Linked DNA regions of Homo sapiens: all the other regions are linked to region 4. A link is a loop called in an ENCODE intact Hi-C map of the cell type or tissue named here. Cell type or tissue: dorsolateral prefrontal cortex. All regions are shown on one strand. Each heading gives the region's core, and the rest is flanking DNA. Links, peaks and the distances in the headings are about the cores only. Region 1 overlaps FRMD5 (FERM domain containing 5). Region 2 overlaps FRMD5 (FERM domain containing 5). Region 3 overlaps CTDSPL2 (CTD small phosphatase like 2). Region 4 has its middle 25 kb from the start of FRMD5.

The links. Peaks named below come from ENCODE experiments on the same cell type or tissue, not always from the same donor. Only the 100,000 strongest peaks of a DNase experiment are listed, where the experiment ranks them.
Region 1: a loop joins it to region 4, with 4 times the contacts of the local background. A loop is called at or near these places in 20 of 110 quality-filtered maps.
Region 2: a loop joins it to region 4, with 4 times the contacts of the local background. A loop is called at or near these places in 70 of 110 quality-filtered maps.
Region 3: a loop joins it to region 4, with 2.9 times the contacts of the local background. A loop is called at or near these places in 20 of 110 quality-filtered maps.

Annotation. Positions count from the first base shown.
Region 1 is chr15:43,868,096-43,875,917 of GRCh38, reverse strand. It overlaps FRMD5 (FERM domain containing 5), which reads left to right. Exons shown (of 14, transcript NM_032892.5): 14 at 1,456-5,154. The coding sequence ends at 2,033. WDR76 (WD repeat domain 76) reads right to left here. Exons shown (of 13, transcript NM_024908.4): 13 at 7,506-7,822. It also overlaps the pseudogene PIN4P1. Among named protein-coding and RNA genes, the nearest start is that of WDR76, 45 kb to the right of the region's middle. In dorsolateral prefrontal cortex, for the core only: CTCF peaks have their summits at 3,076 and 3,285 (motif pointing left); a DNase peak (open chromatin) is centred at 3,327; H3K27ac peaks cover 2,729 bases.
Region 2 is chr15:43,899,721-43,907,542 of GRCh38, reverse strand. FRMD5 (FERM domain containing 5) reads left to right here. Exons shown (of 14, transcript NM_032892.5): 6 at 1,592-1,715; 7 at 5,281-5,368. Among named protein-coding and RNA genes, the nearest start is that of WDR76, 77 kb to the right of the region's middle. In dorsolateral prefrontal cortex, for the core only: CTCF peaks have their summits at 3,368 and 3,568 (motif pointing left); a DNase peak (open chromatin) is centred at 3,572; H3K27ac peaks cover 4,152 bases.
Region 3 is chr15:44,498,232-44,506,053 of GRCh38, reverse strand. CTDSPL2 (CTD small phosphatase like 2) reads right to left here. Exons shown (of 13, transcript NM_016396.3): 8 at 6,241-6,327. Among named protein-coding and RNA genes, the nearest start is that of EIF3J-DT, 35 kb to the left of the region's middle. In dorsolateral prefrontal cortex, for the core only: a CTCF peak has its summit at 4,076 (motif pointing right); no DNase peak of the experiment used is centred there.
Region 4 is chr15:44,216,568-44,224,389 of GRCh38, reverse strand. No RefSeq gene overlaps it. Among named protein-coding and RNA genes, the nearest start is that of FRMD5, 25 kb to the right of the region's middle. In dorsolateral prefrontal cortex, for the core only: CTCF peaks have their summits at 4,311 and 4,513 (motif pointing right); DNase peaks (open chromatin) are centred at 4,167 and 4,559; H3K4me3 peaks cover 736 bases; H3K27ac peaks cover 1,681 bases.

The sequences.
Region 1 (7,822 bases), core at 921-5,920, 350 kb after region 4:
GTGTTTACAGACCCAGCAGTTAAGACAAAATTTGGATATCATATTATTATGGTTGAAGGAAGAAAATAAAATCATATGAAAGACTGAAAGAAAAAAAAAAAAAAAAAAAAAAACTAGGCCCAGGACACCAAAGGCAAGAAAGGCAGAATCTTTAACAAATTAGGGGCTGGGTGCGGTGGCTCACACCTATAATCCCAGCACTTTGGGAGGCCAGGAGTTCTAGACCAGCCTGGCCAAAATGGCAAAACCCCGTCTCTACTCAAAATAAAAAAATTAGCTGGGTGTGGTGGCAGACACCTGTATTCCCAGCTACTCAGAAGGCTGAGACACAAGAATCGCTGGAACCCGGGAGGCAGAAGTTGTAGTGAGCTGAGATTGCACCACTGCATTCCAACCTGGGCGACAGAGTAAGACTCCATCTCAAAACACACACAAACTAGGCCAAAACCGTAAGCAAAAAGCAAAGAAAAACTCTTCTAAAATGGCCACTGTGATTTCTGTGCCTTCTCTTGTTTCATACATACATATATATATATATATATATATATATATATTTTTTTTTTTTTTTTGAGACAGTCTTTCTCTGTTGCTCAGGTTGGAATGCAGTGGTGTGATCTTGGTTTACTGCAGCTTTGACCTCCCAGGCTCAAGCAATCTGCCCCCCTACAAAGTAGCTGGGACAACAGGCATGCACTACCACACCTGGCTTCCTCCTCGCCCCGAGGCAGAGTCTTGCTCTGTCACCCAGGCTGGAGTGCAGTGGCACGATCTCTGCTAACTATAACCTCTGCCTCCCAAGTTCAAGCAGTTCTCCTGCCTCCCCTCCTGAGTAGCTGGGATTACAGATGCCCGCCACCACACGTGGCTGATTTTTGTATTTTTAGTACAGACGGGGTTTCACCATGTTGGCCAGGCTGGTCTCGAACTCCTTACCTCATGATCCGCCCGCCTTGGCCTCCCAAAGTGCTGGGATTACAGGCATGAGGCACCACGCCCAGCCTTTTTCTTTTTTTTAAGATGGAATCTTACTCACTCTGTTGCCGAGGATGGAGTGTAATAGTGCGATCTCAGCTCACTGCAACCTCCGCCTCCCGGGTTCAAGCGATTCTCCTGCCTCAGCCCACCAAGTAACTGGGATTACAGGCATGTGCCACCAGGCCCGGCTGATTTTTGTATTTTTAGTTGAGATGGGGTTTCACCACGTTGGCCAGGCTGGTCTGGAACTCCTGACCTCAAGCGATCCACCCATCTCGGCCTCCCAAAGTGCTGAGATGACAGGTGTAAGCCACCATACCCGGCCTGTCGTCTTCTCGATATATCAAAATAGAGTGCAGTGGCTACTGCTGCTGGTCATGTGGGTGTGCAGAATGGTACCCAATAAAACACAATGGGTGCTACTGGAAAGCAAAGGGTGCATTGGGACACAGCCTACTCATGTTCCTTTTGCCTTTCTAGGCCTAGAGTCCTTACGGGACAGTGCCCATTCCACACCAGTGCGTTCCACTTCCCATGGGGACACCTTCCTGCCTCACGTGAGAAGCAGCCGGACAGATAGCAATGAGCGAGTAGCTGTGATTGCAGACGAGGCCTACAGCCCTGCAGACAGCGTGCTGCCCACCCCTGTGGCTGAGCACAGCCTGGAGCTGATGTTGCTTTCCCGGCAGATCAATGGAGCCACCTGCAGCATTGAGGAGGAGAAGGAATCTGAAGCCAGCACCCCAACTGCTACAGAGGTGGAGGCCCTTGGGGGAGAGCTGAGGGCCCTGTGTCAGGGGCACAGCGGGCCCGAGGAGGAACAGGTGAATAAGTTTGTTCTAAGTGTCCTCCGTTTGCTCCTTGTGACCATGGGACTCCTCTTTGTTTTGCTCCTCCTCCTGATCATCCTTACCGAGTCTGACCTTGACATTGCCTTTTTCCGTGATATCCGCCAGACCCCCGAGTTTGAACAATTCCACTATCAATACTTTTGTCCCCTCAGGCGATGGTTTGCCTGCAAAATCCGCTCAGTGGTGAGCCTGCTCATTGACACCTGAGAAGGCATGACTCCTCCCAAAAACTAGCCAGGTGGACCAAGGAACCCGGCTACCCATTCCCAGCAATGGGACCCATCGCGGAACCATCGGCACATATACCAAGTCCTCCTCTCATGACTCAAAGTCCACTGCAGCCTAGGAGGGTGTTTCCCAGAAGAAGAAAGGGATAGGCTCATGCCCTGTCTAAACAAACTGGGAAAACTCATTTTCTTCAGAAGTTATTTCAAGAAAGGCTCAGCGACTCTGTTTCTCATCTTTCCAATTTGCAGGATAATTTTTGGTTTTGAATTTTGATTTTTCATAGATGTATATTATTTTGAAGTATCAAATAAAAATAATTTATTTTACTATTACTGATTATTGCAGTAGTATCACCTAGCAGAGGGGACACTAGTTGAAAACTAGAGAGCTGCTGTCCTCTGTATTCTGCAGGAGCTTTTCCTGCTGGTGCCACTGGGTTCCAGTAGACTCATCACTGCAGCCTCAGCAGGGCAGGCCAGGGATCTGGACAATGGGGACTGTTTAGTTTTTTGTTTGTTTTTTTTGCCAGCCAGAACTTTTAAAAAAGTAAACATCCATGTAGAATGATTAAATGGAAAGTTGCTTCTTATGATGGTCTGAGTTGGATTTTCTTTTCCTTTTGTTTTTTCAAATCTGAGCAGAGTGGGCATCTGAAGGGACCACCGCTACAGCAACAGCAGCATCAGGGGTGGGGTAAGTCTGTCCCCTTAGTCTAGAGCCTAGTGGGCATCACCATAGTTTTGTATAATGAAACTAGACTTAACGTGATTTTTTTTTTCCGAAGAACCTCAAGACTTTTATAGTGCTCCAGGGGCGTTAAACGAATTCAGTGGTACCAGAGATAGATAGTTCTGTCAGAAATGTTGGACAAAGTGTAGTTAAGAGAAAGCAGAGTTAAGTTACCTGAGAGACTGTTGAGATTTGGATAGCAGTGCTTATTTTATATACACCCCCTTGACCCAAAGACTATTTCAATTTATATTTTAACAACGAAATGTTATTTTCTTAACAATTCATATTTTGTTTTTACTTTATGGATTAAGAAAATAGAGCCTGATGAACTAAACGATGCAAGAAAGAAACTGATCCTGAGAATGAAAAGCTTCAGAAAATAGAATTCCAAGATCAACAGCCTTAGAAGGGACCAGGAAAAGAATCTTTTAAAATAGATTTCTAAGAGATGCCTACAAAACACAGAATGTGACCGTGGCAGAGACCAACACTTAGATGTAGAAATGCTGCCCCCTAGGGTCATCCTCTGCATAAGTTCTAGGAAAGCATCACCATCCTTGCAGAGGGAAGTCCTCGAAGCACGCAGCACAGGCATATGAAGGGCGAGTGTGGGATCCTAGGCCCAAGCTCTTCAACTCTAAAACCAATCACACACAAGATCCTGTTTTCATCTCAGGGAGAGATTTCTAAGTCATCTGGGGCTTGAGGGCTTATTTAAGGGTGGTCAATGGACATATTCCTGGACCCACACAAAAGTAGAGCAGCTGCTGATACCCTAATTGGACAGCCCCAAACGCAGAACAGAACAAGTCACTTGTAGACTTGACCTCCCCTATTTTGTCCCCCGAGATGGTAGAACCATGTCCATGTTTACAATATGACAACTGTGGAATAATTGGGGTTCTTAGGGAGAGATTTGCATAATTTTAAAGACATCCTTTCATCTGGACCAGAGGTCAATCAACTTATGTCAAGTGCTACACAGTAAATATTTTGGTTTAGCACGCCATACTGTGTCACAACTGCTCAATTCTGCCATCACAGCACAAAAACAGCCACAGATAATTTGTAAATGAAGGAACATGGCTGTGTTCCAATAAAACTTTATGAAAACAGTGAGCTGAATTTAGCCTACAGGCCATAATACGCCAATCCTGCTCTAGACAATAAAACTGATCCTTACCAGTATGTTAGCAGAAGAGGGTCAGTCAGCTCTGTTTCCATGCCTGACATGTATCAAAGATCTGGGACCTCTTCCCAGTGGAGGCACTAGGGTTGCTTGTTTAAAGGGTGCTTGAACAACTAACCAGCAAAGAGATGTCTGATGCCAAATGGGCAAGATCAAATACTGGAATGCTAAAACACAGCTGGAATCTAAGAAGGGAAGAGGGCTTCTCTGACCATTTTCATACCAGCAACAATTTAGGCAGAATTATAAACATCTATTTATCGAGTGACAATACAAACCGAAGGAGATCCTAGTAGAGATTAGGGGTCAGTTAAAATCAACTAGCCACTGCCACTTGTCATCTACATAGCAAAGGCTTTATTTAGCACAGGACTAACGTGAAAAGTAGACCCAGAGATGAAAAGGCTGTCAGGAGACAGGGGGCTGGTGTCCACCTGGTATCTACTGTCTTATGCAACATAGAAGATTACCTTTTAGTGTAGTGCTCCTACCTCAGTTTGTAGAATCTGGTGTTTCTATGCAGTGAGTGATAGCCTCAACTCTGACCTTTCATATTCACATTAGAGACAGATGCAGTATTCCATATCCTAGTATGTTCCTTGTGTCTAGAGTTCTAACAGTACAGTAGTCTATGCCATTTCTAACAGCTAAATTTTGCTCTGTAAACAGAAACTTTAGGGTTGTTTTTTTCCAGGGCTCATCCCAGAAAATATGGATAGAAAAGTTTCCTTCAGTTTGCTTTTCAAATAGTGCTTGAATAATAAACCTCCTTTGATTGGTGACTAGTCTTTTTTGGTATATCTCCACCTTTAAAAATTGTTCAAGTTTTTAACCTGGTTATACTGTGTTCTAACATGTCTCTCATTTTCTCTCAAAATTAGTTTATCTCATTGTAGAAAAAGCAATGGTTTTCATAGCTTCATCTATCAGGAAATAAAACTCTTACTAAAGAATAGCATACTGCATCTTTAAGCAGTAGAGGGTAAACTACCTGCAAATGTGAATTTCTTAGATACATTTAAAAATATATAGTTGTTAACCTTCTGTGTGCCAAAAACTCTTAAGTTACATTTTCCTTCAAAGCAATGTACTTTTTTCTACATATGCAGTATGTAGTTAGCATAAAATCATTGGTGCCATGAAGATTATTTTTAAACTTAAATAAATATTTAAATATCATGGAAGAGTGGGCTCTTTCTTTAATAATAGCCTGTCTTACTTTTCCTCCCTTAAAGTTACTAACACATAGATAAAAGGATACTGGTGGGATTTACACAGCTGACTACTATTCACTTGGATCATATAACATAATTATTTTGCTTGTATCCACCTATTATCCTTGTCCTTACCCCCAGATAAATACTGTTAGAAACTGAGAAGCGGCCAGGCACAGTGGCTCACGCCTGTAATCCCAGCCCTTTGGGAGGCCAAGTCGGGAGGATCACGAGGTCAGGAGTTCAAGACCAGCCCGACCAACGTGGTGAAACCCCCGTCTCTACTAAAAATACAAAAATTAGCCAGGTGTGGTGGCGGGCGCCTATAATTCCAGCTACTCAGGAGGCTAAGGTAGGAGAATCGCTTGAACCTGGGAGGCGGAGGTTGCAGTGAGCTGAGATCACACCACTACACTCCAGCCTGGGTGACAGAGCAAGACTCCACATCAAAAAAAAAAAAAAAAAAAAAAACTGAGAAGCTATATATGTAATAATTTTAAAGTGAATTGGGTATTTTTCTGATGAGGAAAACCAAGAAGACTAAGTGATTTTCCCAAGATTACATAGTGGTAGAGTCCAAACTAGAACCCAGATTGTCCACCTTCTGGTCTGCTGTTCTTACTCAAGCCTGGAGTAAGTGGGAGCACAGAAAATACTTTCTAAGAAGGAACTACAATGATACCACCACCACATATTTACAAAATATATCCCTATAGCATTATCTCATCTGATTATGTAACCATCACTCTGTGGCTACGGAATTGGAAATGGTCTTCTAAATTCCATGAGGATAAGAGGTGATAATGGGGGCTTGGTCCACTGTGCTAGCTTCTTACCTAATCTTTGTCTTTTCAATTCTGCCTGCCCTCCACTCTCCCATTTCTGTTGCCAGATCATCCTCCTAAACACCAATCAGGCTATGTTACCTCCAAATTTCAGAGGTACCCACTACCTAAAAAATGCTATCTAGCACCCTATCCCCAGCGGAATTTTTTGTTTTTATGACATAAGATTTTGCTTGAAGTGATCCAAAGAGTAAAAAGCACAAGAAACACTGGACCTGGGTGGCTTCCCGTGGCCCTGCCGATTCACAGCAGCCTCCCTTCTGCTGACAGCTTATCAAGAACTACCTGTGCACACACCCCTGTAGGACTCTAGTCCCTACTCCCTCTGCTTTGGGTTCCTCTAGCACAATCTAGCTCCTCTGCACCTGAACACACTTTTGGTTTTAGCTCATGAACAGGCTTCCTCTTCAGACCCCTACGACCTGCTGATGGAATGGAGTAAAACAAGCAAAGCACCCTTTTAATAAATTTCCTCTTGCCCAGTTTCCATTTTGGGGAAAATGTATCATAAAATGTTTTGTTCTTCAGCTCCGTGTAAGTGTACTAAATGTTATCTTCCTCATAAATTCTACCTTTTCATTTGAAAATCCAAGTATTTACAGCCAAATAAGTCAAAATACAATCTGCTGTCTTGTTATTTCTAGCCATCAACACCCTACTAAAAAGCAGGGGGAAATGTACTAAGTCAGAAAGGACCGCCCAATAGGACATTGAAGTTTTTGGAATCTGAAGTTAGAGGGCATATATTTCCTCTTCTCAGATTGATTCAGAAGGCATGTGTGTCTTCTCCCCCACCCTACCCCATGTACTGTACATTAGCTGAAAGGATTTAAATCCTTGTATCCATAGCCCTAAGGCTCCCTGTTTTCCTGGAGAACTCCCCTTGCAAAATCTTCTTGGTGGAAAGGAAGCTCAAAGACCAGAATACTAAAATAGGACTTAAGCAACTCAGATTCTATTAATTCCTAATCATTTGTGGTCTCTCCTAGTCTGACAAAGTCTCTGACAACCAAAAATGAGAATTGTCTGCTCCTTCCTTAAAAGTTACATAACAAAAGCCTGGGTATCTTAAAAAAAAAAAAAAAAAAAAACTCAAGCGGAATTCAGAGCTTAAGAGATATCATAAAGGCCAAACTTACAGAAAAGGCTTATCCCGAAGGAGGCAATCATAATACACACATAATTACAGAAGCCACACAGCTGTAGGCAAGTCTGTGGGAGAAGTACCTTTCACTACAGATTACAGTGTAAGAATGTCCCAAGGGAGACAATTTTCTTTTATGTGCTGTCTAGATTTAAACAATTACTCCATTAGAAAGCTTATCACCAATAAAAAAAAAAAAAAGTCCCTACTCATTCTCCTTCCTTCCTGCACTGCCTGAAGATATAACTCTATAAAGTATAACTGAATATAAATAGCACTGTTTATGAAGCCACAATGGCAAAAGAAACCACAAAAGTGAGGAACATCAAGAATTTGCTAACATTTATTGACGAGCCCAGGCAATTACTGCCAAGTATTCAAAGCTTAAATGATGGTACTAATTTGATTGAGAGTAGTTTTCAGCATCTTTAAAAACAAAAACAAAAACAATTCCCGTAGAACTAACCACTCTAGAACCCATGAGATTAATTGGTATAGAAATGAAAAAGGGAGCCTAAAGCCTTTACGATGTTTCCTGAACAGTTTAATTATAACTCAACCTCACCTAGCTTTTCTTTCCCTTTATAAATTAACATTTCCATCTCACTTGTCAATTCTTCTACTTATATCAACTAGAAAATAGA
Region 2 (7,822 bases), core at 890-5,889, 320 kb after region 4:
AAAAAAAAAAAAAAAGCTAGGCCTGGGGTGTGCACCTGTAGTCTCAGCTATAGGCTGAGGTGGGCGGATCACTTCAGTCCAGGAGGTCGAGGCTACAGTGAGCTATGATCATGCCACTGCACTCCAGCGTGCATGACAGTGAGACCCTGTCTCAAAAGAAAAAAGACTGCAAGGCTCAAGGTCACCCCAGACTTCAGACTTGGGTCTCTTGCTAACAGTAGAAGTTCCCAAGTAATTTGGAAGATACAGTGAGTAGGTTTGTAGTGAAAAAGTACAAGTCCCAAGTACAATATTCAGCCATGGGAGGAGGGCACCTTTTCCTCTTAATATTTCTCCTCCCTCAAGACTTCACATCTGAAGTGGTTGTGGCTCTCACCTGGGAAGGAAAAAGGGCACCCACAGAGTAGCTGGCCCCTCCTCTTTCTTTTGTCCTACCCACCATCCTCCCTGTGGAGAGCTTCACGTGGAAAAAGCTGGATTCTGACCTGGGTGTGGAAAGTACCGTGGGTCTTCTGCCCTCCTAAAGTTTACTGCCCTGAGATCTTACCAGGTTTAGAGATAAACTCTCTCTGAATAGCTGGAGGAGAAAGGCTCACACCTGGCAGGGACTTGAGAAATGAGCCTTAGAACTTGATGCTTCTCGGCCGGGTGCGGTGGCTCACGCCTGTAATCCCAGCACTTTGGGAGGCCAAGGCGGGCGGATCACGAGGTCAGGAGATCGAGACCATCCTGGCTAACACGGTGAAACCCCGTCTCTACTAAAAATACAAAAAATCAGCCGGGCGAGGTGGCAGGCGCCTGTAGTCCCAGCTACGCGGGAGGCTGAGGCAGGAGAATGGCGTGAACCCAGGAGTCGGAGCTTGCAGTGAGCCAAGATCGCACCACTGCACTCCAGCCTGGGCTACAGAGTGAGACTCCGTCTAAAAACAAACAAACAAAAAAAAAGAACTTGATGCTTCTGAACTCAACGATACTTTCTAGTTACAGCCAGGCTTCCCACTCTGTAGGCCTCTCGAAGGAACCTGGCACCTGGTCAGCCCTTAATGAATATTTATTCAAATTTATTAATTTGATTTGATTTGAACTGAGGGTTGAGTTCTGAATTTGGATCGCAGCTCATTCATCAATTTACTGTGTCCCTGCTAACATCCTCAAACTAGGATTTAGACTTATGATCTGGCTGAGGCCCAAGAGGATCTCCCTTTCTGATCAAGCTCACCACTTCCTGTGCTGCCACAAAGACCATTGCTCCCAGACCATCTTCTCATGGCGGAATGGATGAGGACCATAGTGCAGGCCTCTGCTCTTTCATTGTAAATTTACTTGTGGTGACCTCAGAACACAAGGTCAGCTCTCTGTCTCTCTGCATAGACTTGAATGCCAACCCAGTGTGTGCACCTGGAAAAACAAAGGTGGACATGCTCCTGAAGGGCCTGCCCTCTGCCCAGCCCACAGCCGTGCTCAGAATCCACTGTTTCTTATAAATCTGATGTGTATTTTGGCTTTTGCTCTGTGTGCTAATCTCTTGTTGCTTTGTCAATGATGATTTACCTGTCTCCACAATTGTTTTCTTCCACCTTCCTTTTGAAAGCGGAGATTGGGGATTATGACTCAGGGAAACACCCTGAAGGCTACAGCTCCAAGTTCCAGTTTTTCCCTAAACATTCAGAGAAGCTGGAAAGGAAAATTGCTGAGATTCACAAGACGGAACTGAGGTACGTGGCACTTAATCAGGCCCAGAACATTGTGGCTTCTCCACAGCCTGAGCACGCAGGCTCCACGCCGTGTCCTCTGTTCTCGCAGACTGTTTACTGACACAGAGTGATGCTCCCCAGCCTTCCTGACCGCGGATGTACCATTGTCAGTGATACACTGACAGCACAAGTCACAGCCACAAGCCCTGTAGGCTCCCTCTCCAAGAAAAGCGATTTAGCCTGAAGCTTAAAGACAAGGGAGAAGTTGTGTTATAGGGGAAACAGAGAGGGATTGGCCTTTGAAAGGCATCTGCCTCACTATGATATTTAATGAAGATACAGAGGAAAGCATGAACTGGGGAAAAGGAAAAGATAAAGGAAATTGCATAAGATAAAAAAGATGAAAGAAAAAGGCCAGGCGCGGTGGCTTACGGCTGTAATCCCAGCACTTTGGGAGGTCGAGGCAGGTGGATCACGTGAGGCCAGGAGTTCAAGACCAGCCTGGCCAACATGGTGAAAACCCATCTCTACTAAAAATACAAAAATTAGCCAGGCATGATGGCAGGTGCCTGTAATCCCAACTACTCCGGAGGCTGAGGCGGGAGAATCGCTTGAACCCAGGAGGCAGAGGTTGCAGTGAGCTGAGGTTGCGCCATTGCACTCTAGCCTGGGTGACAGAGCGAGACTCCATCTCAAAAAAAAAAAAAAAAAAAGGAGAGGTTGAGTGAGGATGTGAAAAAGGGCAGGCTTCTGCTCTTAGTCTGTGACAGTGTGACAGGTGGCTTCTCAGTGGAGGATGGAGTGCGCAGGGCTGATTCATAAATGCTGAGGGTGCCTTGGGAGCACTCTGGTTCAGAAGTATGTCCTCAGCCCCGCCTGACTCAGGCCCCCCCCATACCCTACCTGGAGTCCCCGACTTTGCACAGAGAGAAGTGGAGGAGACGTGGCTTCAAGTTTGGAGCCTCATCTTTCTCAGCTTCTCTTACTTTGCCCAGAATATGCTGAATACCATAAAACAGCATTAATGCAGCTTTTCACCCACATGAAGTAGGATTTTCTACAAAGCCTGATTTTAAAAAGCAACAATAGGGTGTTTGGGCTCCATTTGGTTACGGCACAGATTCCCCAAACTGACAAACTATGAGGAAAAAGGATATAGAATGCAGTGTTGGCCAAGCGCAGTGGCTCACACCTGTAATCCCAGCACTTTGGGAGGCGGAGGAGGGCAGATCACCTGAGGTCAGAAGTTCGAGACCAGCCTGGGCAACATGGCGAAAACCCTGTCTCTACTAAAAATGAAAGTAAATAAATAAAAAAGCCAGATGTGGTGGCACACGCTTGTATCCCAGCTACTCAGGAGTCTGAGGCATGAGAATTACTTGAACCTGGGAGGTGGAGGTTGCAGTGAGCTGGAATTGCACCACTCCATGCCAGCCTGGGCCACAGAGCGAGACCCTGTCTCAAAAAATTAAAAATAAAAAAAAGTTATGTTGTCATTATAATACATTACAGCTTTAAAAAAATATTTTAAAAGGTTTGTGTATCTACTGTTCCGAGGAAAGACTATGCCTGGCAACAGGGAGCAGAGCTGGATATTTCTAATGCTAATACTAAGCTTCAACTTGTTCCTTCCCCGACCACAGGCCCCCCAGAAACCCTTCACTCAATGATTTTACCAACAAATATAACCCAAAGCCTCCTTAGCCTTTGTAAACAGACCCCTCTGCCCATGCCTTGTGGCAGGAGGGGTTCCTGACCCTCCCAGCGGAATGGCGACACCGAACAAATGGAATCTTAGATGCTTCCCGCCCCTCTCCCTCGGTGTGCCTTCCCAGGTGCAGGACCCCATGGCTCCTCAAGTCACTCTGTTAGGGAATAGCGACCCCTTGTGGTAAAAATCAGAATAAACACGGGCCTGTGGTGTTGGGGGCAGGGGCCTCATGGTTCCTTCAAAGAGATCAGGGATGTGCTGGAACTGCCTGGAGGGCTTTAGGAGACATCAGAATAGTAGGGACAGCCCTCCAGAAACCTAGTTCAAAGCAGGGGATCCCCCAGGAAATGATGCCCGCTTTGAGGACCCTGGAGGTTTGGGCCAACTCCAAGGGTAAATGGAGCCCACAGGGCCCACTCCCCCTGCAGACAGAGGACACTCCCTGGAAAGGGAAGCTGTGCTCTAGCCAGCCCTTTGCTTGCCACACAGATATTTTCCTAACTTACCTTCCCTGTGCCTCAGGTACACTAGTGGATGCAGAAGTCTTTATTCACAGCAATACCCCCTTCCACAGGTACTTTTTCCATAGGTCCTGCCTCGTCTTCATAATGTAAAAATACATCCATGCTTCCTTTATGCAACTGTGATATGGGCTTTTGAGAGCACAGACTGTATACTGTGTTTCTTCATATATTTTCCAGCAAGTAGCACAGAGGCTGGCACATAAAGGTGCTGCCTGACTAATGCCTCTCCAGAGGGACACTAGGGGGAATCTGGCCTGGGGTCAGCTTATCTTCCTGCCTGGCCATATCACCTGAGGCAAATGATAAGCTTAGAAACGAGCAACGTGCAGTCCTGTCCACCAGCCATCAGAGATGTTGACTTCACAAGCTGCCCACCCCTCCTCACTGAAGCCAAACCTGTATCTGTAGAAGTATATCTGCTTTGCAGGGCTCTGGACCCAGGCAAGAGCCTGATGGTTATTCTGCCACTGGGTCTGCAATGAGCCCATCAACACACCTGCTAAAGAGGCAGTGGGAAGGGGTGATGCCAAAGGCCCCTTCAGATGGCCTGGAGCCGGAGCTGATCTCTGCCTTTTTCAGCATCTTTCATTTTCCTGGTCATCACCCTATGGACAGACAGCTGTTGTGGAGCATGGGAGCTCAGCACTGTCTCCTGCCTCTCCTCACCCTAATTTCCTGTGTTTCCTTTTGGCAAAGGAAGAGGGCTGGGTGGCACCAGCAAGCTATATGAGCCCCTTCTTTATATTTCAGTCTAGAACAGATCACATATGAGAAGCCTATGACCTGCTTCCAGCCTACAGATGTATTTTGTTTTACCCCATAGTATTTTAAATTGTGAAATACCACATAAAAATCAGTATCTCTGACTTTTCTTTTAAAATCACAATATCTAGCTAAGCCTTGCATTCTTTTTTTTTTTTTTTTGAGACAGGGTCTCATTCTGTCACTCAGGGTGGAGTGTAGGGCTGTGACCATAGCTCACTGAAACCTCGCACTCCTGGGCTCAAGCAATCCTCCCACCTCCCACCTCAGCCTCCCAAGTAGTGGGCCCTGCATTCTCAGTGATGGGAATCTCAGAGTTAAGATGGTGCTGCCACAGTCCCCACCACTCCCCATTGTTTACACTCAGCCCAAGTAATTCATTATGTAGCCTGCCTCACTCTGAAAACGTTTGAAGACAGTCAGAGACTCTAGCAGGAGTCTCGAAGTTGGTCCTAGAACCAAGCAGGGAGCACACCCTAGACAAACTGAGATGTGTGGCTCATCCTAAGCACATCTTCATAGAGAGTTTACCTCAGGGGAACCTGTGGGAACAAGACACCTTGAAATCATCTCATCTTCTTTATTCCAGTGGTCAAACACCAGCAACATCAGAGCTGAACTTCTTAAGAAAAGCACAGACATTGGAAACATATGGAGTGGATCCTCACCCATGTAAGGTAAGACCCCCTGGTTGGAGACTGCATGACCTTTCCTCCTCTAGAAGGCATCAGGAGCAAGAGCCCCCATGCCTGCGCTCAGAGGCCCCCTTCAACGTTTACATGGCTGGCACTTTCAGTGAGATATCAGAGAAAATGCCTGCTTTGAAAACTCCTCTGGATCACATGCTACATAATTTTGTGGTGCCACATCAATGTCAGAGGAACCGAGGCAAAGTCAATCTAAATAACAAATCCAAAGCTAGGGCCCCGCAATGGGTAATTTGGTAGAAATGAAGAGAGGAGGGATATGGAAGGCCCCCCACAGAGAACGATCAGAGGCGGCTCAGTGCCTGCCCACCCTTTCCTGACCTGTAATCTAGTTTCTTTCCGAGAGTGGGTTTTATTGACTGCAGTGGCATAAGTCACTGCACGGAACTGCAGTGGAGTCACATTTAATGCCATTATGCGCCTGTGAGGGATAGACGAGAACCAGCCGGGGAGGCTGCCCAGAGAAAACCTCTGTAATTACTCATGCACATCTGGCATTTTGGAGATGAGCGGGGGCAGCCAGTCACTGCCGAGGCCTGTGCAGACCCATGGCCCCTTCCAGTCTCTCTCTGTGGCTGTGGCCCTTCACGTTACCTCCTGTCCCTGTTGCTTTGACACTCCTGGTCTCTACCTCAGTTTCTCCACATTTCTGCCTCTCTCTTTCCATTACTGGAGAGGGTCCAGTATCACCAGTAAAACCAACTGGCAAGCTGATCTGAAGGAAGCAGTATCAGCCAGGAACAGGAAGACATCAACCTTTTCTTCCTAACTGGAGAGGGGATACTAAGCTTCAAGCAAAAATTAAAAGAATAGTATATTAGTTCCTAGGGTTTCTGTAACAAGTATCACAGACTGGGTGGCTTAAAGAACAGAAGTCTATTGTCTCACAGTTCTGGAGGCTGGAGATCTGAGATAAGGTGTCAGCAGGGTTGGTTCTTCCTGTGGGCTTTGAGAGAAGGATCCTTTCCAGGCCCCTCTCCTTGGCCTGTGGATGGCTGTCATCTGCCTGTGTCTTCACGCTTTCTTCCCTCTGTACATGTCTCTGTCCAGATTTCTCCAAAGACACCAGTCATATTGGATTAGGGCCCATCCTAATGACCTCAGTTTAACTTAATTACCTCTGTAAAGATCCTGTCTTCAAAGAAGGTCACATTCTGAGGTACTGAGGGTTACAATGTCAACATATGAATTTTTGAAGACACAGTGTATAGCGCATAACAAATAGGAATGCCGGGCGCAGTGGCTCACACCTGTTATCCCAGCACTTTGGGAGGCCAAGGTGGGCGGATCACAAGGTCAGGAGTTCAAGACCATCCTGGACAACATGATGAAACCCTGTCTCTACTAAAAATATAAAAAGCTAGCCAGACATGGTGACACATGACTGTAATCCCAGCTACTCAAGAGGCTGAGGCAGGAGAATCGCATGAACTCGGGAAGTGGAGGTTGCAGTGAGCTGAGATCATGCCATTGCACTCCAGCCTGGGTGACAGAGCGAGACTCTGTCTCAAAAAAAAAAAAAAAACCAGGAATGAATGAGCACAGTGACATAGGGACAAAGCAGTGTCCTTTGGTCCCTTGGTGAGAAGATGGTGATTTATTCTTGCCTAGGAGTTATGAACCTTGAGAACATCCTGATATTCAGAAACCCTGGTCATCTTCCCTACCCCACAGTTCCCTATCCACTAGCACAGCCTGCTGCAAAGTAACCCCTGTGTTCTTGGGGCCACACTGTCAGAAAACACATTCATGCCTGTTATACCAGAGAATTGACATTTGGATATTTACACATTAGCAAAACTTCCAAACAATGCCCTCTGTGTAACAGATGCAGTTTAAACCCCTCCATAAATTGCTCCAATACTGTTAGCAGGGCACCCACACAGGAGTGAAGAGAGCTTTGGATAAGCTGGCCCTGGGCTCCGGTTCCCATCCCCTGTTTACTGGGGCCTTTGGGAGCTTCTCTGAGCCTCACTTGAAAGTACACAGTCTGTGTTCAATAACTGCTCCCTGAACTGCTGAGTCACTCTAGGACCTTAAAGACGGCTGCCTGAAGATATGTTCATCAGAAAGGGCCAGGTTACCTCTGCGTTTGACCCCAAACCTGCCCAGTCCCCTTGAGGCCACACATAGCACCCACCTCTTCAGAGACGGGTCCCTGAGCAGAGTTGAAAAGACACAGAGATGGGCAGACAGTGAGCCCGAGCACTACACTGACTAGAGCGGGGAAAGGGATTCTCCACCGTTGCCCACGGGATTCTGGAAGCTGTAGTGGCAGCCAGCCTGGTTTCCAACCCAAATACACATGCACCCCAGGACTGTGAGGCTCCTGTCTCAGCCTCGTCTTGGGTGAGTTTGTCCATCATTGGACGCAGAGAGGCTGAAGAGGCTGCAGGGAGGAACCAGCATTCATACCAGGCACTG
Region 3 (7,822 bases), core at 1,375-6,374, 280 kb before region 4:
TGTCTCAAAAAAAAAAAAAAAAAAAAAAGTTACCAATGAAGCATAATTTTCATCAGGGAAAAATTGGCCATTATATTGTATGTACATATATTTGCATATGTTAAAAAACTTGATGTATTTACATTAATAAAAGTTTAGTCAAAACAATGGCCATTTTAGTAAAACAAAAATGTTACCTTTAAACTCAAACTCTAAACTTCAAAGGAAATGAAGCCTCCAATTTAATGTAATCAACTGTCACACCTTCTAAATTTATAGCCATTAAATAAGAACTTTCCACATAGTATGTTTTCTTTTCTTTTCTTTTTTTTTTTTTTTGGGAGACAGAGTCTCGCTCTGTTGCCCAGCCTAGAGTGCAATGGTGCGATTTCGGCTCACTGCAACCTCTCCCTCCCGGGTTCAAGCAATTCTCCCGTCTCAGCCTCCCGAGTAGCTGAGATTACAGGCACCTGCCACCACGCCCAGCTAATTTCTTTTTTTTAGTAGAGACAGGGTTTCACCATGTTGTTTAGGCTGGTCTCGAACTCTCTGACCTCAGGTGATCCACCTGCCTCAGCCTCCCAAAGTGCTGGGATTAGAGGTGTGAGCCACCATGGCTGGCCCGTATGTTTTTTCTCCTTCTTTTTTTTCTTTTTGAGACTGGCTCTCTGTCACCCAGGGTGGAGTGCAGTGGCGTGATCACAGCTCACTAGGGCCTGAAGCTCTCGGGGTTCCGGTGATCTTCCCACCTCAGCTTCCCAAGTAGCTGGGACTAGAGGTGTGTGCCACCTATTTTTGCATTTTTTGTGGAGACAAGGTCTCACTACATTGCCCAGGCTGGTCTTGAACTCCTGAGCTCAAGCCATCCACCCACCTAGGGCTCCCAAAGTGCTATCATTACAGGCATGAGCCACCACACCTGGCCTCTATTTTATTTTAATGAATTGCTCCTAATTTTGAAAGATACATTTTAGACAAAGAATCCCCATAAAATATATTTTTCCATATTTTTGAGAAATAGAGAACTATTGGTTTCATTTGTATCTTTTCCTTTTTTTAGCCAATTAATAATGAATAATTATGATGAAAAAATTAGTACCAATAACTAAACATACTAATAAGGATGGGAAAGTGACTTTAAAATTATTCTAAAGTAGTATTTTTAATATTCATCTACAATTAATTATTGAATTATTGTTCCCTACAAGCTAAAATATTAGTTTTATCCTCTATACTATGCAACTATGACCCTGAAATGGTTGTCTGATTTCTCAGCCTCCTGGCTCAAGCAATCCTCCTGCCTCAGCCTATCGAGTAGCTGGGACTATAGGTGCTCCCCACCATGCCCGGCTAATTTTTTTTTTTTGGAAGGGACAGGATCTCACACTATCTTGCCCAGGCCGGTCTCAAACTCCCAGGCTCAAGCATTCCTCTCACCTCAGCCTCCCAGTGCAGGGATTACAAGCAAGCCACTGCCCCGGCCTCAAAAGTTTTTTTTAGGCTACTTTTGTAGATGAATCTCAAGAACAATGTGCATGTTGGTTAGTATCAATTTAAGCCAGAACTTGAGAAAAAAATTAGGTATTTACTACAAAATTATAAATTTAAATGATTGGTTTCTTTCCTTCATGAAGCAAAAATAAAGCTGACTTTTCTAGAAAAGACTGTAAAGAGGAGACAGAAGCAACTGACCCTCTACTTCTCTTGTTCTTTCTTTTCTTTTTTGAGATGGAGACTCGCTTTGTCGCCCAGGCTGGAGTGCAGTGGCGCAATCTTGGCTCACTGCAACCTCCGCCTCCTGGGTTCAAGTGATTTTCCTGCCTCAGCCTCCTGAGTAGCTGGGATTACAGGCACCTGCCACCACGCCCGGCTAATTTTTTTTATTTTTTTGTGGAGATAGGGTTTTGCCATGTTGGCCAGGGTGGTCCTGAACTCCTGGCCTCAGGTGATCTGCCCATCTCCGCCTCCCAAAGTGCTGGGATTACAGGCGTGAGCCACTGCACCTGGTTCTACTTCTCTTGTTCTGTGATATGAAAATTATCCTAAGCTGTAAGATTCCCAAGAAAACTGAAAGAATGGGGACGCGGGTAAGCTTTGCTAACCGTGGCCTTCCCCATCCACCTCTTCCCCCAACTTTTCCCATAAAAGCAACCTCTACTAATAAAACAAAGCATCTTTTACAAGTAGCTCCCTACAGGGATCCTATCTGTCCTTGAGTGCTTACCACAATCTGATTTCTGGACAGCTGACCCAAAGTTTGTTGATTTTACTGATCTTCAGAAAGCCACTGACTGGCTAAAGTCTTATTGGTGAACAGAGTCAAAAATCAGATGCCCCTGCCAAGCTTTACAGAATGAGGAGTTGGACAACACAGTTACGTTTGGCTGCACTGTGGTGAAACATATGAGGTATCTTCTTTTTGTCTTCAATCAGCCACATTTGGGCTGAGTAGTTCTATTACATCTTCAAAAAACTGAGCTCCAGTTCTTGATGGAGACAGAGGAAGGTCATTGAGGAGGTGGTTCAGCTCAAGAGCTAAGTGAAAAATGTCTTTTGATTCACTCCTGCTTGTGGATAGAAGTCATCTTCGGGATGGAAGAGGGAGTGAGATGACCTAGAGTCTTGAATTGGTGGATCTGCAGGAACAGAAACTAAATACAGTGGAGACCTCTTAACTGAGTAACACCACGAGATGGATTTCCTGACAAAGTGCCAATATAGGCTAAATATAAAGATTAAACATGTGCAATAAAAGTGATCATGCACTTGTTTTTCCAGATATCAAATGCATTTGTACCATTTTATGAATACATGTTTTCTTAATAACTGATTATAAAACAATGTAAAAAAAAAACCAATTTAAGAAAAATAGACCCATTCAAACAAAAAGCCTGTAATTTTGCCTATATGAGTGCCATTTCCTCACGTTTAACAAGTCGGTTCTTTCAAATGACTTTTTATCCATATACAAACTATACTCTGTCTAGTCCACATAGTGTCAGTAGTAACATACATCAAATTTTAATTTGAGATAGATCTTTCAGGTTTTTTTTTAATCCCCTAGAGAAATGAAATTCAAATTACACCTCAAGGTACTAATTTACAATAATCTACCTGCTTACAAATTCTAAGACTTGCATTAACCAAGTTTATTCCTACATATCAACCAAAAGAAGAGTACGTATCATTAAGTCAGGCAATCTTTAAATGTGAGTAGTGGCCACCTCAAAGTTCCCTCAAACTTTGATTTTAAAAAAACTTTAAAGGCCCACAACCAGATTACTGTGGATCTAATTTAAATTTTCTACATACATTTACAAGAATTTTGATGAACATTTGATTACTTACTTCTACTTACAATTTGAATATGTAAATTTACTGTATATACTCTCATAATTATTAGACCAGGAATCAGCAAACTATGGTGGCCAAATGCAGCCTGCCACTGATTTTTGTATATAACGTTGTACTGGGACACAGTCATGCTTTTTCATTTATGTATTGTCCATGGCTACTTTCATGCTGCAATAGCACAAAAAGCAGTCATGACAGGGACCACAAAACCTAAAATATTTACAACTGGCCCTTTATAGAAAAAGGTTGCCAACCCCTGATATAGACAATTATTAAAACATATATAATACAATTAAATTATTTTGAAATGAAACAGAAATAACATGTAGAGTTAAAATTAGTTATAGGTCAACCATAACAAATATACCACAGAAAGAAAAAAAACGTAAAATAAGTCCCAAGAGGACACTCCATCTGGCTTTCAGATGAAAAATTTGATCTTTACATATAAAATATATATACATATATATGTAAATGCTATAAAACTAACATTCAAGAATAATACAGATACACGCTATGGAACTGTTCATTTAAAAATGGTTAATTTTGTCATGTAAATTTCACCTCAATAAATTTTTTAAAAAATAAGAGTATATGCAGTACTTTACAGATTTCTACCTTTAAGTGGGCCACATCATAGTACAGTGGTTAAAGATTTAAGTTACATCTTACCTAATAATGTGGTTTCTCCAATATCTCTTAGATCATCTCAGACCCTTGTGTATATTTCTTCTTTGCCAGTAGATGGAGACAACACCACTGAAAGTTTAAAAGACATCATTCCCTGTTTAAAGGGAGCTTGCTGGTCTGAAAACTGGGGGAACCCTAACCCAAAGATTTCTTCATTTATTTTTTAAAAGACAGAATGGCTATGCCAAAATAAGAAATCCAAGGGAATGTACCCAATATTAACTACGGATATCCTCAAAAATTTACTAAAAAGTAACTAAACTCTGTCTGTGATATGGTAACTAAATCGTATTAAAGTGCAATCATCTCTATAGCTTATAAGGTTCAAACTACCTGCTCTGTGCTCTCATTTAGGCTAGATCATTTATTTTTCAGTTTCAGAAAGTGTAACTCAGAATACATAAGAAAAAGAGTTGTCTGAATTCCACAGAGGTAGATGCAGTACATACATACAGTATTTTAATTAGTCATATATGCTGCTAGAAGCTTTTTATTCAAAATAAGACAACTATCCAGATCCACATGAAATAATAAGAACTTTAAAAAGAGAGTTAAAGCAGAAATGGTAGAAGCAGTAAGAAAAAAATTCAATTTTATGATCATACTGAAGAGAAACGCTCATGAAAGGGAAGAATCAAATTTACCTACTTAAGTTTCTTATTCACTACTAAGAATTACATAAACAGAACAAAAACCATCTGTAAGAAATAAATTTCAATTTCAAACCTAGAAGCTTAAGAAGTCATCTCAAAATCATTGTTTATCTATATTTTTCAATTAATAGCTTTCCTTTCCAAATTCAAAGCCTTAAAGCCATTTTTTTCAAATGCAATCACGAAAAACACCCAAAAGCAAAAAACAAAGAAAAACCCCAACAAGGTTATCGAGCTTAAAAGAGAAAACTAAGATATCACTATACTATTTACATCTGCCACAAGGACTCCTGTCCTTAAAGTCCACTAAACAAGAACAACAAATTTGATAAAAAAGGTCTTAAGAAAAATACTTGCCTTAAACCAAATAATCATCAGTTTTGAAAGGGAACAGAAAAATCTTTAAATCTTTTAATTTTATGTACATTTTGCTTACCCCCGATTATACATCAGGACTAAAATCAGCTTACATAAAAAGTGAATTCAGTATTCAAATATTTATTGCCATAGCTACAATACCTACCCTAGGTTAAAACTAGAACTGACAACTAAAATAAATCCTCTTACAACTCATTACTAGACAAAGTAGGTTAAAGTAGCCATGAACCACAAACTTCTATTTAACTCTTAAATTTCACGGTTTCTGTGAGACATCAACTATTATCTGCCAAGAAAACTATAACCACATTCTAACTGCCTTTAAGAGCACATAAACAACCAAACACATTTTCATCATCCACATGGCAAGCACTCTGTGACTTTACTAAGTTAATCTTTAGGCTGGCTCCCTCTTGACAGACAACAAACTTTTCGATTCCCAATCTTTCAACTATTATATAATGCAAATAATGCTAGTTAAATAACAACCTCCAAAACAGAAACGTACTTTGCAATTTTCAAAGTGTATTCACTTATATTATTAACTCAATCTTATAATAATGGAAAAACCTTAAAGTAAAAACTATGGCCAGCACACATAATCCACAGTGAAATGTTAATGATATTTGTATTTTGCACTGTTACCTGTCCATCAGCACAGATGAGAGAGAAATGCTCAAACTAAAATGCCCTAAGTAAAACAATAACTAGAAGAGTGTCCTGGAATTCTAAGATTAATTATAAAAGAGATGTACTAAAGTGTAATTTTCACAGACCACATTACTACTATAGGAAATAAAATGATCAACAAGGAATGAGTTTTCTTTGTATTAATTGGATTTTTGGAAAACAAAAACAAAAACACCAGGAGTTAACCTGGCAAGTTCCTCTTGAGGATCTATGATGTCAGTGCTCCTGCCTCCACCTGCTGGCAAACAGATTATGAAACTAGCTGAGATCTCAAGGTAAGAAAGTTAGCATTTTTGGAGTAACAAATTAATGTTGTTTTATGTAATATCTAGCATGATGCTAATTTTGTTAATAAATCATTAAAATGTTGATGAAATCCATTATACTTCTACAGAAAAACACATTTAATGTCACATACACACAAAAAAAATACAAAAGTTTTTTTTATCAGAATGTTACCTATCAGGCCAAAAATCATCAAAAAAATTTTAATTACCTGATAAATGACATCTTGGAAAAGGACTGGAAAAGTAAGTGCTGCATCTTCTAGCTCATTTAGACTACAATGCACTAGTGTTTCATCCTTAAAATAAAAAACAGAAATTGAATGAAACAAGATAGTAAAAGAAACTTCAAAGGATACTTTTATCCTTAATCACCAAAACACTAAAGCACCCATTCATATGTTGAATTTTACATTTATAATATATTACTATATGTGGCACAGCAATTTGGGGTAGGAGTTTCTAAAGTCACTAGTTCTCAGGTATAGCTCCTGGACTAGCAAGCAGAATAAACATCATTTGAGAACTAGTTAGAAATGCAAATGTTAACCTCACTTCTGATGATCAGAAACTCAGGGGAGGGGATGGGTCTCAGCAATCTCTGTGTTTTTTTTATTTTTATTTTTTGAGACAGAGTCTCGCTCTCAGGCTGGAGTGCAGTGGTGCGATCTCAGCTCACCGCAACCTCCACCTCCTGGGTTCAAACGATTCTCCTGCCTCAGCCTCCTGAGTAGCTGGGATTACAGGCGCCAGCAATCACGTCTGGCTAATTTTTGTATTTTTAGTAGAGACAGGGTTTCACCATGTTGGTCAGGCTGGTCTCGAACTCCTGACCTCAGGAACATGCCTTGGCCTCCCAAAGTGCTGGGATTACAGAAGTGAGCCACCGTGCCTGGCAACAATGTCTGTTTTTAGAAGCCCTTCGGATTCTGACACATGCTCAAGTTTGAGAAGCAAGGCTTTGAGTTCTGCAGTTGCCAACTTTCAGTTAAACCCACATGCATGCTACTTTTTTACAATCAGCAAATGTAAGTGTAGAATCTAATTATTAAAAATATATACTCTGTTCATTTAACTCCTTATCCTCCAACTTTTTATAAAGCATCTTACTTTAAGTAGATGTTTTAGTATCTCACAAATTACGTTTCATGTAATTTTACTCAGCACCAGATGATCTAGGTTCACTGCAACCTCCACTTCCCGGGATCAAGTGATTCTCCTGCCTCAGCCTCCCAAGCAGCTGAAATTACAGGCGCCCACCACCACGCCCGGCTAATTTTTGTATTTTTAGTGGAGATGGGGTTTCACTATATTGGTCAGGCTGGTCTCAAACTCCTGGACTCAAGTATCTGCCCGCCTTGGCCTCCCAAAGTGCTGGGATTACAAGCGTGAGCCACTGTGCCTGACCTAGATAAATTTTCTTTCCTTCCTTTTAAAATTGAAATGAGATCTCACTTTGTTGCCCAGGCTGCAATGCAGTGGCACAATTGTAGCTCACTGCCGCCTCAAACTCCTGGCCTCAAGGGATCCTCCTCTCTCGGCCTCCCGAGTAGCTGGGACTACACGCTTGCAACACCAGGCTCATTCATTTTTTGTAGAGACGTGGGTCTCACTATGTTGTCTAGGCTGGTCTCAAATTCCTGGGCTGAATGGAGCCTCCCAAAGTGCTGGAATTACAGGCATGAGCCACTGTGCCTGGCTAAGATAAATTTTCTATGAGAGCTAAACCACATCTCCAAATATAGGGTACCAATTATAGGGTTCCAGTAACAAATGCTTAATAATAAAATATTT
Region 4 (7,822 bases), core at 1,786-6,785:
AAAAAGATGAAAATGGGAAGGGAACTGAAAGAGGACAGAAACAGGACAGGAACAGTATCTAAGAAAGCTAAGACTTTAGAAATAATGACATGTTCTTAGTACTGAAAAAAGTCAAGGTTGTGGGAATTTAATAAATGAGGAGGAAAGTGGCACCATGTGAGCCTGTAGAAGCAGACAGCAGCTGAATCACGCTGTCCTAAGAATTTATGATTTTATCCTAGGGGCAGTAGGAAGTAATTGGAGGTTTTAATAAGGGAAATGAGGAGGTCAGAATTATGTTTGTAAAAGCACATGTTGGCTTGGCGCGGGGCTCCAGTCTGTAATCCCAGCACTTTTGGAGGCCGAGGTGGGTGGATCACAGATCAAGAGATAGAGACCATCCTGGCCAACAGAATAGGCAGGAGAATCACTTGAACCCGGGAGGCAAAGGTTGCAGTGAGCTGAGATGGTGCCACTGAACTCCAGCCTGGGCGACAGCGTGAGACTCTGTCTCAAAAAAATAAAAATAAAAAAATAAAAGCACATGTTTGCTGTAATATGAATGTATCTGAGACACAAGAGTTTGTTATTTGTTTATTTTGGTGGGAGGTGGTTTTATTTGTTGTTTGCAATTATTCAGGCAAGAGACTGTGGTAACTTAGACCCTTAGATATTTGCATCCCCTACAAGGTCGAGTACAAGTGTTTGTTTCCAGTGTCATTAATAAATGTTTTTTGAACTGAAGTAAATTAATTGGCTCATAAGTATAAACTCCAAGACACTACAGTCATCAGGAACAAACACTTTTATTTTTTTTTTTGAGATGGAGACTCGTTCTGTCACCCAGGCTGGAATGCAGTGGTGTGATCTCAGCTCACTGCAAACTCCGCCTCCCAGATTCAAGCGATTCTCCTGCCTCAGCCTCCCGAGTAGCTGGGATTACAGGCACATGCCACCATGCCTGGCTACTTTTTTTTTTTTTTTTTTGAGACAGAGTTTCCCTCTTTTGCCCAGGCTGTAGTACAATGGCGCCATCCTGGCTCACCGCAACCTCCGCCTCCCAGGTTCAAGAGATTCTCCTGCCTCACCATCCCTAGTAGCTGGGATTAGAGGCATGTGCTACCATGCCCAGCTAATTTTGTATTTTTTCAGTAGGGTTTCTCCATGTTGACCTGGCTGGTTTCGAACTCCTGACCTCAGGTGATCTGCCCACCTCAGCCTCCCAAAGTGCTGGGATTACAGGTGTGAGCCACTGCGCCTGGCCTAATTTTTGTATTTTTAGTAGAGACAGAGTTTTGCCATCTTGGGCAGGCCGGTCTCAAACTCCTGATCTCAGGTTATCCACCCACCTCAGCCTCCCAAAGTTCTGGGATTACAGGTGTGAGCCACCCTGCCCGGCCATGGATCAAACACTTTTCTTTTTTTGAGACAGAGTCTCGCTCTGTCACCCAGGCTGGAGTGCAGCGGCGTGATCTCAGCTCACTGCAACCTTCGCCTCCCAGGTTCAAGCGATTCTCCTGCCCCAGCCTCCTGAGTAGCAGGGGGAACAAACACTTTTAAATACCTGGGCATTCTTCTCCAAGTGACCTCAGGTCTGTGATTCCAGGTTTCACTAAGTCCAGAGCAAATAATAATTTCTTCTCTAGTGGTCCCTGAAGATCCTGTATCAGGAAGAAAACACTGTAACTAAAACTACTGCCAGTCTCATTTTACAGGAAACTTCTCTATAAACGTCACTTGTTAAGTACTGGTGGAAATGACATTCCTTTCAGTTCAAGAAAGGAAGCTCATTCTTTCTCATTAGTTGCCTCCTGCTTTGGTTGCTAATGTTTCAATGTATGCAAATAAAATCTCTCCCTTACCTTACTTCATAAAACAACAGGTTATGCTTTTAATTTTTTGTGAGGTTAGAAAATCTGTCTAGGTGTAATATTTGGTAATCTTGTGTCAGATTACTTTTATGCTTAGTAATTTTTAAAATTTTCAAGATAGCCATTTATCATCAAAATGGGAAGTGTGTGTGGGTATGAATAAGCACGATTAAAGAAAACAGGCCATGGCCGGGTGCAATGGCTCATGCCTGTAATCTCAGCACTTTGGGGGGCCGAGGTAGGTGGATCACTTGAGGCCAGGATTTCGAGACTAGCCTGGCCAACATGGTGAAACCCTGTCTCTACTAAAAAAATATAAAAAATTAGCCGGGCATAGTGGCGCATGCTTGTAGTCCCAGCTACTCAGGAGGCTGAGGCAGGAGAATCGCTTGAACCCAGGAGACGGAGGTTGCAGTGAGCCAAGATCGTGCCATTGCACTCCAGCCTGAGCAACAAGAGTGAAACTCCATCTCAAAAAAGAAAAGGAAAGAACAGATGAGCAGATATTTAAGGAAAATAGCTAGTTATGAAGCATAATTATTCAGGACAGCTGTGAGATACACATGCGTGCACACACACACACACACACACACACACACACACACCTCTTCTTTCAGATACCAAATAGAGACATGATTAAGTTTCTTTTCAGTGTGACAAAGCAAAGTTGATCCCATTTCCTTCAAACCTACTCGGTTTTCTTATCTATAAAATGGAGATAATACTGTTTACTTCATGAGGCTGTAAGGATTAAATATGTTACATAAAATAACAAGTAAGTACAGTAAATGTTTAATCAATTAAATAATACATAGAAAAAATACTAAGATACTCTACATATCTAGACGCCTTCTCCATACAACCTTAAAGACTTGATATTATTAGGAATGTTTACATTATGAATTGGACTAAGGAACATTTTTAGACAAACTTGAAGTAGTTGCAATTAGTCTTTGGTTCACCTTCCTGCCCCTTTGTGTTCAGGTTCATCCTCTTCTGTATTCACATTCCTGGTGTCCACATGATGGTTTCTAATTGCTTGTTGCTTTCCTTTTTGCAGTCTATTCAGAACTTATTTCTCTGAAAGTATTTCATGACACAGTGTACTCCAAAATGAGGTGTCTTTTTTTCTAACTCTGTTTTTTGTTTTTGAGGCAGAATTTTGCTCTTGTTGCCCAGGCTGGAGTGTAATGGCACGACCTCGGCCTTCTGCAACCTCCATCTCCCAGGTTCAAGCAATTCTCCTTCCTCAGACTCCTCAGTAGCTGGGACTACAGGTGCACATCACCAGATCTGGCTAATTTTTTTGTATTTTTGGTAGATACAGGGTTTCACCATGTTGGCCAGGCTTGTCTCAAACTCCTGACCTCAAGTGATTCGCCCACCTTGGCCTCCTAAAGTGCTGGAATTACAGGTATGAGCCACCACACTCGGCCATTTCTAACTCTGTTTAAACTTTCAACCTCTTCAAAAGGCTCAACTTAGCTAGGCGTTAGGAAGCAAGTGCTCTTACTAAGCTAATTTGAATCAAAGCATTTGGTTAATTTAATCTTTACGCATATTTACAGTTGAGAAAGGACAGTCATTAACCCCAGTGACAATGATTTTGTAGTGGAATTTTAGGCTCTGTAAAGGAGATGTTTTTTAGGTCAGGCAATAATTTAACTGGCAGTAATTCTCAATCTTAGTTGCACTTTGGAATCATTTGAGAAGCTTTTAAAAGATGCCTATTGCCGAGACCCACCCCCAGAGAGTCTAATATAATTGGTCTGGGGTGAGGATCAGAAAGTGGAATTTTTAAAGCTCCCCAGATGGATTCTAATGTGCAGCTATGTTTAAGAACTATCAGGTTAGAATAACCCTGTTTTGATTTAACCTCATTACTAAAAGGTTTTCATTTTTCTATTATGTGAGTCACATACACATTGATTACTATACCTGACAAAAGAAGGTTGGGAAAAGTTTAATGGGACAATATAGAGCATTAATTGTAATTTAAGTGTCATCAAATTCACCTCCCACATTTTACTAATGAAGAAAAAAATTCAAATGGTTAAACTTACAGAGATAGTTAGAGGTGGAGCCAGGGCAAACTTTAAATGACTTAAACAATAGAATATTTTTTAGGATATATTAAAATATCCTAGATTTTTTTTCACTTTTTGAAATTTAATTTAATTAATTTTCTAACGGGCTAAATTTATTTTAAAATAAGAGTCATTCATGCAAATGGCAAAATTCAAACAATTCAAAAAAGTACAAAGTAGAAAAGCACAGGTTAAGGCCAGGCGCGGTGGCTCATGCCTGTAATCCCAGCACTTTGGGAGGCTGACGCGGGTGGATCACCTGAGGTCACGAGTTCGAGACCAGCCTGGCCAACATGGTGAAACCCCGTCTCTACCCAAAATACAAAAATTAGCTGGGCGTGGTGGCAGTTGCCTGTAATCCCAGCTACTCGGGAGGCTGAGGCAGGAGAATTGCTTGAACCTGGGAGGTAGAGGTTGCAGTGAGTCGAGATAGTGCCATTGCACTCCAGCCTGGTGGACAAGAGTGAGACTGCCTCTCCAAAAAAAAGAAAAAAAAAAAAAAAAAAGCAGAGGTTACTTTTCTTTGTTGCCATTTCTGCCACAAAGAATATAACTATTGTCTTCCACAAGGCGGCAGTATTGCTTACTCTTCAACAATCTCCCCATGGCCAGACAGTGACTGCCAGAGTCGACTATGAATATTCAAGTCATTCTCCCAGTGACTGAATCAGTCCCTGGTACTGAAATGCCAGGTCAAAGCCAGATTCCCGTCATGAGAAAAACCAAAAGTGAACAAAGAACTGCACCAGATAGAGCTGTAACTGTGTGGATAAACAGTAGGAAATAGGTTAGGGACGGAGAGAACCAAATGAAGCACAGGGCAGTGGGTTGCCGCCCAGAAAACTTCTATCAATTTCCTATCTCCATGGAGGAACTGCAACAGCTAGGGTCAGTTTTGAGAAAGCGTGCATCCAATTGTGTCATGCACAGAATTTTCTCTTTACAATGAACTGGACCCAGTCAATTCAAGGGTTTCCACAGTATCCCTCATGGCTCCAGAAGTCTCTAGGCTACTAGAAAAGACCTGGATCTTTCAATAGTGCCCTTCCCCAAAAAGAGTTGGGGAGATCATGTTTGAGTTTCCCAACCTTGTAGATTTCCAGCAGGAACAGGTGATAAAAAGCACAGATGGTCCTGTTTTGGTCATTAAATTCTAGCGACATATGGTGAGGAGAATGCTTTTTAGACTTTCTATGTGAGATCACATATCTACTGGAATAAAACGTTTGTTACTGGTGACATCTTTAGGATCCTGAGAGAATGACCCTTCTCTGTGACATTCAATAATATGCTTCTCCATGACCTAGGAGAGGACAGAACTGAAGAAAGTAGTAAGTGATGGAATTGTAGAAAGGAAAACTCTTCGTCTCCTCAAATCCTTGAGATCATTGCAGCAGGGATAGGGGCAGGGGCAGAAGCAGAGGCAAGGAATGGACTATGACAGAAAAGGTTTGTGTGAGGGACAGTTACTAAGAGTGAAGCTTTGTTCCCAAGGTAAACCCAGACAAACCACAGAGAAAGAAGAATGTGGGAAACACATTATGGAATTTGCAAGATACGTCTCTAATTATTATGGATCTATTGTGATGTGATCTACTGTTTGGGGTCCTTCAAAGTAATGGGTATAGAGCCTAGAACACAGGACCAAGAACCAGCATTTTTTTTTTTTTTTCTAATCAAGAGTCTTTCTAAAAGCTGCTGAGCTCTTAGACCAACTTTGTAGTTTAGACAGTCTTTTGGTAACTAATGGGAATTGTTGTACCTAATTACAACAATGGAGAGAAATACCATACTAAATACTTTGAGTCATAATGTCAATCAGTTTAAGTTAAATCTTTACTTTCCACAAGCATTATTTCTTTTTTTTTGAGATGGAGTCTCGCTCTGTCCCCCAGGCTGGAGTGCAGTGGCGGGATCTCAGCTCACTGCAAGCTCTGCCTTCCTGGTTCACACCATTCTCCTGCCTCAGCCTCCCGAGTAGCTGGGACAACAGGCGCCTGCCACCATGCCCGGCTACTTTTTTGTATTTTTAATAGAGACGGGGTTTCACCGTGTTAGCCAGGATGGTCTCGATCTCCTGACCTCGTGATCCGCCCGCCTTGGCCTCCCAAAGTGTTGGGATTACAGGCGTGAGCCACTGCGACCAGCCAGCATTACTTCTTTTAGTGACCCCTGGCTACTTCTAAATGATGTGCCTGATTTCAACTATGAATTTCCACTTTTTTTTTCCGTGCTGTATCCAAACTTCATTCTGGATTACAGTGCTTGGCAATATGTCCAATGATCATGGTTTGTAACGGGAAAAATCCTGGCTATTGCCTTCATAAGGCTTAGACATCTTATATAGTCCTGGCAGAACTTTTATTGATAAACAAAAACAACAACAAAAACCCAGGATGTTGACCTGCATTTTCTAGGTTTGAAGTTAAAACAAATTTTGCACAGGCTATATAATTTAGTCAATGGGCACTCCCAAACCTCAGACTGGAAATATGAAACCCGGTTAAAAGCCAATAAAGAAAACCTGATGTGATCCCAGAGCTAATTAGGAGAATCTACTAAAAACATTCTTGTTAATAATGCAAGTGCTGGGCTCGTTGTCACAGTGTTAGAAGAACCGTAACTGTGTTCTCTCTCTCTCTCTCTTCTTTTTTTTTGAGACGGAGTCTGGCTCTGTTGCCCAGGCTGGAGTGCAGTGGTGCGATCTCGGCTCACTGAAAGCTCCGCCTCCCGGGTTCACGCCATTCTCCCGCCTCAGCCTCCTGAGTAGCTGGGACTATAGGCACCAACCACCACACCCGGCTAATTTTGTTTTTGTATTTTTAGTGGAGACGGGGTTTCACCGTGTTATCCAGGATGGTCTCGGTCTCCTGACCTCATGATCCGCCTGCCTCGGCCACCCAAAGTGCTGGGATTACAGACATGAGCCACCACACCCAGCCACTGTGTCCTCTTAATTCCACCTCAATTTTAAGTGAAAGATGGGCATACAAATCAGAAGGAAATAGCATTGCCAGTGCCATGTTATGCCCTACCTTGGTCTGGAGCCAGGTGCACGATAACCAGAAGATCAGCTCTTACTGGCCAATGGGAGTGTTTATGTCTCTTAATCACAGTGGACATGTCTGAGAGACTGCCGGCTCTAGTAGACTGCTCACTGATACCTGGTTCCTCTTCATGTGGAAAGATCACAATAACCTGTCCTGTTGAGCTCAGATGTCACCATGTGAGTTGCTTTGGCCATTGAAATGTGAGTGGAAGCTCTGGGGGTTCCTCTGGCAGAAGTTTTAAGAGCCAGAGCATGCTTTTTCATGGTCTGCTTTTCCTCTGCCATGGTTACCAATAACATTCCAGACAGAAGTTGCTCTGGCAGTCTGGGTGCCAAAGTGAAAATAATGATGGAGAGAGCAGAGCAACTTTGCTGACCTCCAATGCACATGTGGTGTGAATGAGATGTAAGCTTTTGCTTTTTTAAGGTTGTTTGTCACTGTAGCACAACCCTACATCATACATTCTCAATGGGAGAGGTTTCACCCCATGGAAGGCAAAAATTGGCCTTTTTTTTTTTTTGAGACGGAGTTTTGTTCTTGTTGCCCAGGCTGGAGTGCAATGGCGTGGTCTTGGCTCACTGCAACCTCCACCTCCTCGGTTCAAGCAATTCTCCTGCCTCAGCCTCCCAAGAAGCTGGGATTACAAGTGCCCGCCACCATGTCAGCTGATTTTTTTTTTTTTTTTTTTTGTATTTTTAGTAGAGATGGGGTTTCACCATGTTGGCCAGGCTGGTCTCGAACTCCTGACCTCAAATGATCCACCCACCTTGGCCTCCCAAAGTGCTGGGATTACAGGCGTGAGCCACCGTGCCCGGGCTTTTTTTTTTTTTTTAAA